2 separate regions of the Homo sapiens genome follow, and region 1 is linked to region 2. The links are chromatin contacts, found by Hi-C or POLR2A ChIA-PET in ENCODE. All regions are on one chromosome and are shown on one strand. Each heading gives the region's core, a stretch centred on a gene start or an enhancer-like site at or near the end of the contact. The rest is flanking DNA. Distances are from core to core; before and after follow the strand shown.

Region 1 (6,545 bases), core at 1,631-4,130, 1.3 Mb after region 2:
AACCATGTTCAAGAAGTGCAGTATATGCCGCGTTCAGTGGCTCACACCTGTAATCCCAGCACTTTGGGAGGCAGAGGTGGGTGGATCGCTTGAGCTCAGGAGTTTGAGACCAGCCTGGCCAACATAGTCAGACCCCCGTCTCTACAAAATATACAAAAAATTAGCAAGGCGTGGTGGTGCGCGCCTGAGGTCCCACCGACTCGGAAGGCTGAGGCGGGAGGATTGCTTGAGCTGGGGAGGCAAAGGTTGCAGTGGGCCGAGATAGCGCCACTGCACTCCAGCCTGGGCAACAGAGCCAGACCCTGCCTCATTAAAAAAAAAAAAATGAAAAGAACAAAACAAAAGGAGTGCAGTATAGCAGAAAAACAACATTCTCCAAATATGTTGGATTGTATCTGAAATAGCCAAACTTCCAAGATCATGATTCAAGTGGAGCAAATACTTCCTATACCCGTCAATTATATTTCCCTAACTGGAACTCTTTACAACTTGATGTGAAACAATGCAGGTACTGTGAATAGTTCATGGTTCTTAAACTTTAAAGATTATTAGTACAAAACATACAATTCAACATTAGAATAAATATCCAGTATTTAAAGGAAAATTAAAGTAAGGAAACATGTTACAGACCTAAGACCAAATTAAACTTTCTTGGAATCTCTTCAGGAACCTCAAATACCGATACACAGAGGTAATATTTAGGTCCTTGTTTGGGGCAGTATGAGATTACGTTGAAAGTGACTTTTATTTCATCCTCAAAAGTGCTATTGAATAGTTGGAATGACTTCGTTAACTTAAAACATAGTTACGACTTCTTAATCGACTTACAACAACAAACTATGGCATCGCAGAGAGCTTTTTAACGTTTATGAGCTTCATCTCTTTGAGGGTAAAGACAAGCTCCAAAACGGCTTGAGACAATGCTTCGGAAAAATGTTACGTAATTAATACATTAAAACTATACAACTTAATGGTAAGGAGACATTTCATAAAAACTTAACCAGTCGATCCAAAATAATTCCTAATTTTACGTAAGAGGCAAACGGTGAAAGACCGAACATTAACTTTGCCAATCACCTGAAAGGAGCAGCGTGGTAGAACTACCCAGGACCGCCTCAGCACTCAGGGGCAATAGTGAACTACTGAAGCAACAGCTCCACCTACTGATCCACCCTATACTTCCTTAAATATGTTGGCACCCCAAGTCTACAGTGATCGCGCTCTCTCCCCCTCCTCCACTCGCTGTGACCCAACCCAAATCTAGTTGAGTCACTAGCTCTTAATACTCATCCCCGTGCTCTTTATTCCAATTTCTTCTTCCTCCAGAAGGTTCTGCACAGCTCCCAAGCGTGAATTAAACTGAAAGGTGTCAAACACCGCAGTTCCAGAGTTGAGTCTGGAGGTGGAAGACAACCAAACCACTCCACCTGGAGCTGCGGGCCGGCGTGGCTCAGCGGTCCGCTCCCGGGAAGGAGGCCCCGGGCGCTTCACAATAGCCTTTCCATGTTGCCCCACTCGGTCGCTTCTCCCCACTCAACAACCCACACTCGTCTCCGAACCGAAACCCTGAAGCCCCCCGGGTCTTGCCTCCGCTGGCCCTTCAGCCCGCCAACAGCCCGAGCCTCGCCTCCGCCCCCTCCGGGAGCCGAGGGAACTGAGAAGCAGAGAAATCTCCCTCCGCCCGTCTTCGCCCTGAATCTCTCCTCGCCTTTGCGGCTCTCCCCCTCTACATGGGCCCGGACCCTTCTACCCCACCGGCCGGGCCCTGCCCGGCTGCCCTTCCTCACCCTTTCATCTTCCCCGCCTGCTGAGGCCGTCGTTACCACCGATATCAACGCCGTCGTAGTCGCCGCCCTTAGGTCTCCGCACCCTTAGCTCGGGCCACTCAACCCCGCAAGCCGGCCTCCTAGCCTGGGCAGGGAGCTGTGCGAGCAACGAAGGCCGCGAGAGTCGAGTGAGGGCTTGAGTCTGGTGGGGGCGGGAGTGTCTCCCGCCGCCGCGCTTGTGCCGCCGCTTCTCCACACGTGCACTCGGGTCTCTCGGCTCCCTCCCGCCGCTGCCGCCAGCCAGACCCGCTGCCGCGCTGTGACCTTTCACCCCGCCCCTCGCGCGCCGGCGCGCCGCCGCCTCACGCGCAGCCGCACTGCTCGCCTCCGCGCACCCTGCCCCCTCCACTCCGGAACCTCCATCTTTCTCCTGGACTGGGCCTTCTGGGGTCATGCTCCTCCCTCCCACCCGCTTACGACACTGCTTGTGGGGCTGGCTCGGTAGGCCCTGGCGGTAAAATCCAGATTTTTCCACCCCTCCCTCTCTTGTCCCATATCCGCAAGATAGTTTTTCTCAGCCCCGTTCTTCCCAGTTTGTGGTCTCCAGAGTGACCTTCAAACGCTGTTGCCTCCTAGTAGGGTTTTATAAAGTTAGTTCTTCTAAATGTAAAGAAATCTGTGGAAAGCTCAAGTTTAAGTTAGGTGTTTTAAAACAAACGTAGTTAACAATCGGCCAGATAGATTGGCTACCCTCCAGCACGCCTCAAGTTTTAAGATCACGTGATTGGCCCAAACCTCAGAGCCTGGAATTTTACCGGCGGACTCCAGAGGGACGGAACGCCACCGCCATTTCCTGTCCCTCGATTGTGGCGTGAACGTCACTTCCTTAGCAATGCGCTTTAACTCTTGCTGTCCACATTTTCCACATTGTACTTTATAACATACTCTTTGTGAAAATTTATCTTTTATTTCTTTAATCCAAGAAAATTAATATTCAAGGGATCCGTAAAAATTCAGGCCCCCCGAGATGTAGAGCGCTGGGATGGAGGAGGCAGGGCGGAGCTCGACGTCATGTGACTGGTTGGGCCCGCCCCCCCCCCCCCCCCCAACCTGTGCAGCTGAGGACTTCCCCTCCGTGGTGACAGCCTCTGGGTCCTCGGTCGGTACAGTCTCTGCACCTCGCGCCCCAGCAGGTGAGCGGCGACCGGTAACTGGCGAGTGGTGGGGATAGAGGGGGTGGAAGGAGGCAGAGGAAGGAGAGAAGGGAGAGTGTGAACGGCGACTTTTCTGCCTGAGGCTTCCTCCCCGCTGTCACCCTGCACCGGCAAGGAGCTCATTTCTCCTTAACCCCCGCTCCCCCAAGTGTGGTCGTTCCCGCTACTTGGGGATTCAGATGTCCACCTTTCCCAGGGTTGGAAGTGAGTGCGGCCATTATGGTTCCCTACTCAGAGCCTTTGGGGCTTCGGGTAGCAGATTGTTTCAGCCATTTCACAGGGTCTGCAGTAGACATTAGGTCCCATTCCTTAAAGCCCATTCTTTGGCAAAGGTCCTCACTGTCCTTACCCTCAGCTCAGGGCTGAGGAGCGGGGAGGTAGCAAAAACCCTGGAGGCAGAGGCGTCTCCGGTGAGACAGGCTTGGGAGGGACTGTCACTGATACGGCCCTCACTGCAGAGTCACTGTGAAGCTTCCCTCCGAATGTGCTTTCTCAGTGATTCTAAGGATTTTATCTGACATACCTGCAGGGAAGGTTCCGTAGATGTTCACGTGCTTCGGATGGGACTAGAAAAGTAAAAGAAGGGCTTTTACTTTTTCTTCTCTGCAGAGAGGACAGTTGAAGGAATACTGTCTTCAAAACAGGAGGTGTTAGTAATGCGACAGTCTCGATTGAATGAGGAGGCGTTGAAAGATGGTATTGTGGTGTTGTGGTGTGCAGGAGGCCCAGGCTGGTTTAGGGAAGAGTGAGTAGGGTTCCCTGAAACCGAAATAAGAAACTGATTGGGTTGGAAATAGTTAAACCAAATTGATTTGGCCATATGCTTAAAGGTAGAATCAAGTCGAGATGTTGCTGTCTGCACATGTTTTCTGCCGTCAATCCTTCCCTTTTTGTCATTTTCCCCTAAAATACTACTGAATTGGCACTCCCAATCTATTCCTTGATCGGCTTTGTGGTAAATTTAGGTTAAGTAGCATTTGTATCCCTCTTTAGCTTTCCCCATTTGTAAAACTCCCGGTGCCCTCTTCAGATTTTGATGAATAGTATTTTGTGAAAATACAGAAATTGTTGTCCAATTGAAAATACAGGTGTTGTCCAACCCAAGTACTCCCATTCCGTCCATAATGTATTATTACCAATGTTTTGATCCCAAACAATGTGCTTTAGGGAAGAATGTTTTTCAGTTTGTGGTTAAACTCTTTTATTTATACTGCAAACTCAGAAAATTCCATGCTGCTTTTCAATTGAAGGTCTTACGAATATTACAAATTTGATTTTTAAAATTTAAATTACACCTTTCTTAATATGAAAAATTATATGCTCAGTTAAATCTTGTAGTTTTCTAACTAAGGTAATTAAAGAAGACTGCTGGAAAATGAGGAAGATGGAATCATCTTTGGTGGATGTGACTGATTTATTTTTGTTTTTCTGTGTCTTCCAAATTCTATACAATAAACGGTCTTATTTTGTTAAGGAGAATAAAAAGTTAAAATTCTACAATAGCAGCAGTTTAACAAAGTATTTTTATAGTAAGTGCAAAATACATAACCTAGCTTATTGATGCTCCTTAGTAGAAAACATAACCTCGGAGATGTTGCTTTCCCCAAGTAATGAAGATTACTACTATCTCTTGTGGATTTACCATTTTAGCATTTCGTACTTACGACCCATACTGGACAATAGACTAATGTATTGATATATTTATGTCATCATGCCTGCTGTAGATATATATATGTAGTTTTATCCATTAATTTTCTCCATAATAAGGTTCCTTGATCTCTAGAGGAGAGGGGAAGAAAAAAAGGAAGTGTTACTTCAGTGACCAGGTGACATTGCACCACGTAAGGAGAATTCCTTATGTGGTCTGGAAGTCCTAACTAGTCCTGTCTGGCTGAGACCAAAATGTGAAAGAGAAAACCAGCTAGAAGCATTGACTACTAGAGGGGAAAATGTCAGTATGAAAGTGGTTGGATGAGTCTGCAGTTTTACTTCACAATTCCCCCAGTTTTAGGGAACTCGTGAAAGCAATAACTTAGACCACTGATGAAATGTAGATTAGTAGTGGGAATTGGTGATTACATTGCTAGTAAGGTTAAATGTGAAAAAAAGCTTTGACATTATACACAGATCACACACACACACACACACACACACACACACACACACACACACGATTGGAAGCCTGGAAAACATTTCTGAGACTAGCCTTATCAGTTTATGAGTGTTACATGTAGAAATCTTAACATTTATTAGGGAATTGTGCTATAGTCCACTATTAAATAAAGCATAAGGGTTTGGTTTTATTTTAGGGCCCTTGGCACTTCTGGTTTTCTTTTCCTGAGTTCTTGTTTTCAGTGCCTTTATAGATTTTTGCCACCACTAAGAATGCTTTCTTCCCCATGGGCAGAGGTAGCCACTCAGTCCTATAGACTACTACTAATCATCATCATCATCTTTTCTATTCTTCTACTTGCACTTCTAGCATTGTATTTAATTCCTGTTCCCTGGGCTCTTCCTCAGCAAATCATAAAGCTCTCAGGACTGTGAACTATAATACTATTGTGTCTTCAGCACCAGAATACTGAAGTACCTGATAGGTACTCAATAAATTATTTATTGAATGAATGTTGGGCAATTAGACAAAGAAATTAAACCACTTTAATTTTTGCAGATCATAGCTCTTCCTAAAGTTGTGCACTAAATGTTAGCTTTTAAATATAAACTGGTAATAACCTTCCAAATTCATGGTCAATACAATAGATAAAAACCTCAGATGGACTTTATTAATGCTGAGACCAACTTATTTTCACAGCATGTTTGTTTACTAATAAGTATGGTTATCATCAAAATATGGGAGAGAAGGGAAGAGGAATGAATCGTACTAAATGAAAAAGTGGCTCTGCGTGATCTATAAGTGGACTAGCACTAGACTAAAAGTCAGAGGATCTTCATTCAGCTCTGCCACTTTAGTTATATGTCCTTTTACGTAATGCTGGGGAGGGGTTCAGGTTTGATACTTAGGAACCTTCCTATGACATAAACCCTAGGTAATCTATGTGAAAATATCTTAAAAACTAAGTGGTGTCTGTAATCCCAGTGCTTTGGGAGGCCAAGGCGGGCAGATCACAACGTCAGGAGATCGAGACCATCCTGGCTAACACGGTGAAACCCTGTCTTTACTTAAAAAAATTAAAAAAATTAGCCAGGCATGGCGGCACGCGCCTGTAGTGCCAGCTACTCAGGAGGCTGAGGCAGGAGAATCACTTGAACCCGACAGGTGGAGGTTGCAGTGAGCCAAGATCACACCACTGCGCTCCAGCCTGGGCAACAGAGTGAGACTCCATCTCAAAAAAAACAAAAACAAAAACAAAAAAAACTAAGTGGTGTGTAAAATGGTAAAGCAGTGTAGCTCAGACTTTACATGAATTGATTTCCCAGTCATAGAGACCTAGTTGAAGTTCTGGCCCTACCACTTAATAACTGTGTGACTTTGGACAGTGTACTTAAGTAAGGTTAAGTTTTCTCACGTTTAAATCTATAGATGGTGCTATTAAGTTAGATCATG
Region 2 (6,542 bases), core at 3,235-5,734:
AAAGTTTAATCTTGACCATAAGATATAATTTTCATAAGCCTTTTATAACCTTTGTAACCTTTACTAAGGAGTCAGTTAACGCTTCAAGAAAACCTTGTTAATCACACACAGGCATCAGTGTGCCTTTGACATTAATGATTAACTTATAGAGAAACTGAACTATTTTGTCTCTCAAAATGGGCCCTTACAATCTCACAGGCCCACCTCTTCCATGATAGGCCTGGGGCCTTGAGGAATTGAATAGCTTTCATTTCCGGCTCTGTGTTTCAGAAATGCAGTTTATTTTGATGGCATCTTCTACAGGGCCTGAAGATGGGGCTTTAATTACTGTCAGTGTTTAAAATTTAGTGGATTTGGTGTCCTTTTTAGACCCAGGAGTCAGAGCCCTATAACTCAATGTCACAAGTAGTTTGAGACCAGCCTAGCCAATATAGTGAAACCCTGTCTCTACTAAAAATACAAAAATAATCCAGGTGTGATGGCACACGCCTGTAGTCCCAGCTACCTGGGAGGCTGAGGCAGGAGAATGGCTTGAACCCGGGAGGCAGAGGTTGCAGTGAGCTGAGATCGCACCACTGTACTCCAGCCTGGGTGACAGAGCAAGACTCCGTATCAAAACAACAACAACAAAAAATCACACACACATACAGAGAGACACACAGATGTAATAACCCTAATTTTTTAAAGGTTTTTCAACTCAGTTTTTTTCCTAACAAATCAAAACTTAATAATAATATGACAAGTTGATCATATAAAAGTTTTTGGGGCTTTGGGGGTATTTTAATCCTCTCATTGTGACTTACATAGACCATGCTTCGACTTTCTGGTTTGTCCTAAACATCCTCCTTTCTTAAACAACCAGTCATTTTACTCTAGGACTAAATTTACCATACAAGATTCTTCTCGTATAAAATTATTTCTCTTTAAGCTTTCTTACAAAAAAAAACCTACCTCTTTATTTTTATAACTTTCTTTACATCTCCTTTATTTCCTGGTTCCTTTTACCTTGTTTTATACAAGACCTCTAAATAAGCTTTGAATTAGACAAAATTGTTCACCTTTTTAAAGGGCACACTTTTTTCTTAGAAAGAATGTTTTTCTACAAATACAGTTTTATTGGAAAATACTTAATGAAATATCTATTATTTAATTTAATATAACTTTCTAAATTAAACCTTCAGATTATAAAGATTTGACCTACCTGACTGTATCTTGCTTTTAACCTCCAAGCTGTCCTTGCTCATTCCTGGGTGTAAGCCGAACTAACTTTGGGAAGAACCTGGTTTATAGTTTAGCTTTGAAACAAAGACAATAACAAACTTTATTGCCTGTGAACTAGACCGCCTAAAACCACAAGATTAGAAGTTATAGTAATCTTACTAAATTTAAGATGTAACTATTTTGATTAAATCAATACTCATGTCTTATTTATTAAAGATTATGAAAGTGGAGATCATTCTGTTTTGGGCTGGGTTAATAGTTTTGTAACCCCTATGCCAAGTTTTGACACCTTATAGTATTTAGGAGGAATAAGTATGAAAATGCTTGATTAATAAATGCCAACAAAAACGTACGCTGGCAAATTGTTAAGACATTTCTAATATTATTTTACCAATAATTTTAAAGCCAACTTATTTATTAAAGATTTTACTTAACTCACTTGAACTTGAAAAAGCATTTAACTAGTCTTTGTTCTTTAGTATCTGATTTAAGCACTTTTATTTTTTAATCCAATTAATCAGAGCTCGTTTATATATTTTTAATAGTGAAATATTGTGTACACAACAAATAAATATATAGATGTATTAGGCATGCTGATAGAAGTACATCTTATAGATTCATAAAGACCTCCTTTTTTTCCTTTTTTTTTTTTTAAGCTCACCCTGGGCAGTTGTCAGCTAAATAGCCTTAAATTTGCATTTTAGAGGAAACAACTCAGGTGAAAATCAGATAACAAAATTTACATCATAAGGTATGAAGAGGGCCCAGTGGGCCAGCAAACTCCTGTAATCCCAGCACTGTGGGAGGCCGAGGCAGTTGGATCACTTGAGGTCAGGAGTTTGAGACCAGCCTGGTCAACATGGTGAAACCCTGTCTCCACTAAAAGTACAAAAATTAGCCAGGTGTGCTGGTGCGCTTGTAATCCCAGCTACTCGAGAGGCTGAGGCAAGAGAATCGCTTGAACCCAGGAGGCAGAGATTTCAGTGAGCTGAGATGGCACCACTGCACTCCAGCCTGGGCAACAGAGTGAGACTCTGACTCAAAAAAAAAAGAGTGTAAGAAGAGAAAGCCTGGTGAGCTGGAGGGAAATTAAAATGGATTTAATTGCCGATTGAACATAACATTATAGAAGTCTATTATAAAGGCCTTCAAATATATACAAACACACATATACAGACACACACACACACACACACACACACAGCTTCTACAGCTTTTACTTCAGTACTTTAGCCATGAGATAAATACAAATTTGCCAGCTCGCAAAAAACAAACAAACAAAACCTGTTAGATCCAAACAGTGGTTTTTATCTCAGCAGAAACATAACAGCAGATTTAAAGCAGGCAGAAAAGAAAATACAGAAAAAGGGGACCTGGGAACTCTATAGTTTACAGGTCCACCTTAGGGCTCTTTTTCCTTAATCTAAATGTGCACAAAGACTGTATTACTTCCATTTTACTCTGGCAAGTAAAGGTGCCGTAAAACCTATGGAGTGCACAAAAGTGGGTCATTCTCCTTGTTTTCTCCTCATTCTTAGATTGTTTCCTGGTTTTATGTATATATTTATTTATTTATTTATTTTCTTAAAAGGAGGAACTGAGCTGTGGCCTAGGGTTTTTGGGTGATGCATCAGTGTGTGCTGCTTGTGGGCAGGACTCCTCAGTGTGTCACCACTGAGTCGTTTCCACCCTCTTACGTGTCTCAGTTTCTCTCTCCAGAGGTCTATGACCTCTGAAAGAGCTCAAAATGCCAGGTGATCAGCTCTACAAGAGACTCGCTTCACCTTTAAGGGCAGCAATTCTTTTTTTTTTTTTTTTTTTTCTGAGATGGAGTCTTACTCTGTTGCTCAGGCTGGAGTGCAGGGGCATGATCTCGGCTCACTGCAACCTCTGTCTCCCAGGTTCAAGCGATTCTCCTGCCTCAGTCTCCTGAGTAGTTAGGATTACAGGCATGTGCCACCACACCTGGCTAATTTTTTGTATTTTTAGTAGAGATGGGTTTCATGTTGCCCAGGCTCGTCTTGAGCTCCAGACCTCAGGTGATCCACCCACCTTGGCCCCCCAAAGTGCTGAGATTACAGGTGTGAACCACTGCACCTGGCCAAGGACAGCAATTCTTTTAGCCTCAAGGCATCTTCTGAGCTTTGTCTTTGATGGAGCCGGTCTCTTTGGGCACTAGTATCATTATCCTATGTTTGGCTCCTAGGGTTATCCTTTAAAAAAATATGTCTTTTCCTAGCACCTAACAGAGTGCCAACTACAACATAGAAGGCCTTCAGGCTTTCATAATACTGTTTAACTAATACTTTTTCCCACTTTACTGAGGTATAATAGACAAATAAAATTGTACATATTTAAGTTGTATAGTATGATGCTTTGATGTACATATGCATTGTGAAATTATTGCCAAAATTAAGTTAGTTAACACATCCCTCACCTCACATAGTTACCTTTTGTGTATGTGGTAAAAACAAAGGTCTGCTCTCTTATTAAATTTCAAATTTACAATACAGTATTATTAACTTCATTAACAATTATCAAATTAAATAAATGAGTCCTGTTGCTGTCACCCAGGAGATGGCACTCTTAAGAGACAGCTCAGTGATGGATCAATGGCTGATAGTTGAGGCATCTGCTTTTATTATTATTGTTTTTGATTCATATGGGAAACCAATGTTTTCTTTACCTGTTAATGCCCTTTTAATATGGATGGTCTTTCCTAATCAGCAGTCTATGTGTAGCAGGACAAGCCGCAGACAAAACATCTCAGACACCGAGTTGTAGAAAGAAGGGCTTTATTCAGCTGGGAGCATTGGCAAGCTACTGCCTTAAAATCCGAGCTCCCCAAATGCACAATTTCTGTCTCTTTTAAGGGCTCACAACACTAAAGGTTTTACATGAAAGGGTCGTGACTGATTTGAGCAAGCAGGCAGTGACAGGGGCTGCATGCCCCGGTGGTCAGAGAGAAACAGAACAGGGCAGGGAGTTTCACAGTGTTCTTCCACACAATGTCTGGAATCTATGAATAACATCGGTTTGTAAGTTATGAGTTGATTTTTAACTACTGGGTTTAGGCCAGGCAGGCCCAGGCCTGGTTTTGGGCCTGACGCCGGGCTGCCTGTCTTTGGTTTTACTTCCTTGTTGTTTTTTCTTAAAACAGGTACTGAGTATAAAACAATATAAAATAATATGAGAGGTCTCTCTCTTCCCTCATATGGGCATCTTTCCAAACATCAGTTTAATTCTCCTGAGAAAGGCTGCCTCTTTCTGTGAATTCCCCAAAGTGAATTTCATATGTACTACCGAGACCATACAATGTATCAGGACATCTATAATGAACATTTGTTGGGTTTACCACCTGTAATCAAGATCTCATCTTGTGGTTACAGAACTCTGATTTTGTTTTGGGGGATTCCCTTCTCCTACCTTTCTATATGTATAAAGTTGATTTCATACCTGGCTCTGGGAGTGCACTTTTGGCCAAATCCTCATTCTAACAATACATTTTATTAATCGCTATTTGTTCTGGCCACAGTTTGATTCCAGAATGGACACAGGATCCAAGTCTGTGAAATCAAGATCTGTGAGATTCTATTCTAAGACTTTCTTAGAACTTTCTGAGACAAGGACTTTCCCTTTTCTCCTGGGTGTGGAGTTTTAAAGATAAGTGTTCTAGAGCTGCTGCAGTCATCTTGCAACTACAAGGACAGAGCATAACTAAGAATGGATCCTAATTAGAGGTGAACAAAAGTAGACCTAAAGAAAACAAAAGTAGGACCTAAAGAAAAATTGTCTAGGTCCTGATAACAGATATATATAAGCTTCTCATCCAGCTGCTCCAAAAGCTAAATATTCAGATTTTTTAGTTATATAGGCTCATACATTTACTTATTGCTTAATCAGTTCACCATCTTAAACATAACTTCCAACCTGGTTAATACTTGTCCAGCTATTACCAAATGTAAACAAGCATGAACAAATGAGAGACAGAAAATTAATGTTGGTGATATAGATTATAAGTAATGAGGAGTGTTCAGATATCGAGATAAAACATGCTTGTATCAGTCATTTGTTTAGTACTTAAGATAGGTTTTACAACATTTGAGATATGGCAGATATCTCAAAATATGAGGTGTCCATAAAGTGTGCAAACAGATACATATAACAAACTGTTGATATTACATTACAGTTGAGTAAAATAACATTGTTTCACATTATATAGACAACACTATCAGACTTAAATCCCTCTAAAAATCTAGGTGGGAATTCTAAGACTAATTACTTTGCAACGATATTGAAAAATACTTGGGTATGTACTAGGCAGGAAAATACCTACTGCATACAAAGTATTGTTTTGGTGATTTAAAAGATAGACAAAGGAAATAAAGAGAGAAAGAGAGAGGGAGAGAACGAGAGAGAGAAGGAGGGAAGGAAGAAAGGAAGAAGAAATATTTTGTATTTACTCTGTGCCAGAGTTCTGAGAACATGGAGTCAAAAAAAAAAAAAGAAAACAAAAAAACAAAAAAAAATACAACTCACTGTTCCTACCCTCAAGGAACTCAGTGAGGTATAAAAGATGAACATATAAACAACAAAATTATATATAATATATAGGTTAGGTTAGTGAAATGCAGGTATATGAGCCAGATATTATAAGAACAGAGAAGCACATCAAGTCGGTTTTTGAGGGAGAAAGCTTACCAGCACAGACTGACAGATGCACAGCTGCAAGGACACCAGACAGGGGAGATAGTTTCCAAACAAGTGGAAAATAGGGCAGACATCTCTTGAGGGAGGAAGACAACAAGAGACTTCAGAAGGGGTGGATCCAACAAAATCCAGTTTCCTCTCAAACTTACTTACCACGTCAGACATTCCTCCTTTGGAGAGACTACTTGAGGAGTGACAAAGGCCATAAAACGTTGGGCACAGGTAATGTTTTTTGTTCTCTTTATGGTTCTGGCTTAATGATTAAGCCTAAGGGCAACCAGAGGTGCGGAATCTCTCTTGGGAAGGATCAGATAATAAATTTATATATTTTATATATAATATATAAATATTTATTTTATGAGGACATAACATATTTTATGAGGGCAATCTTATTTCTACCTTCATGAAATTGCTTCCTCCAAATTCTAACCACACTTCAAAGTGAGGGAAAATAAATAGGTAGATAAGTTAAATATTAGTGATGTCTTTACGACCATACTCAATACAAGGCAATATCTGCCAATCCAACCATTTATCAATACAAAACAAATATTTTATCTCATTTGCCCAAATCTGTCTGCCTCTCAATTGAATCCAGACTTGAGAGCTGA

What was found. Hi-C counts contacts between places; a loop is a spot of excess contacts on that map. ChIA-PET counts read pairs that join two places held with the same protein, here RNA polymerase II (POLR2A). Pooled maps may share reads with other maps.
Region 1: a loop to region 2 is called in a pooled map, with 5 times the contacts of the local background. The contact joins the promoter of ATP6V1A here to the enhancer-like site in region 2. A Hi-C loop is called at or near these places in 1 of 50 pooled maps. POLR2A ChIA-PET finds 5 or more read pairs at or near these places in 2 of 52 experiments (GM10248 and activated CD4-positive, alpha-beta T cell).

What each region holds. Positions count from the first base shown.
Region 1 is chr3:113,744,155-113,750,699 of GRCh38, forward strand. It overlaps ATP6V1A (ATPase H+ transporting V1 subunit A), which reads left to right and starts at 2,881. Exons shown (of 15, transcript NM_001690.4): 1 at 2,881-2,959. NAA50 (N-alpha-acetyltransferase 50, NatE catalytic subunit) reads right to left here and starts at 2,095. Exons shown (of 5, transcript NM_025146.4): 1 at 1,788-2,095. The coding sequence starts at 1,795. RefSeq lists enhancers at 939-1,675, 1,279-1,428, 1,676-2,411, 2,412-3,147, 2,469-2,838 and a silencer at 1,999-2,118.
Region 2 is chr3:112,403,152-112,409,693 of GRCh38, forward strand. All of the region lies in intron 1 of LOC124909408 (a long non-coding RNA gene), which reads left to right. It overlaps LOC105374041 (a long non-coding RNA gene), which reads right to left and starts at 1,264. Exons shown (of 4, transcript XR_924334.3): 1 at 1,202-1,264. RefSeq lists an enhancer at 3,130-3,652. Within about 2 kb of position 4,485, at least 3 of the 41 ENCODE cell types and tissues checked have a DNase peak (open chromatin) inside an H3K27ac peak, as active enhancers do.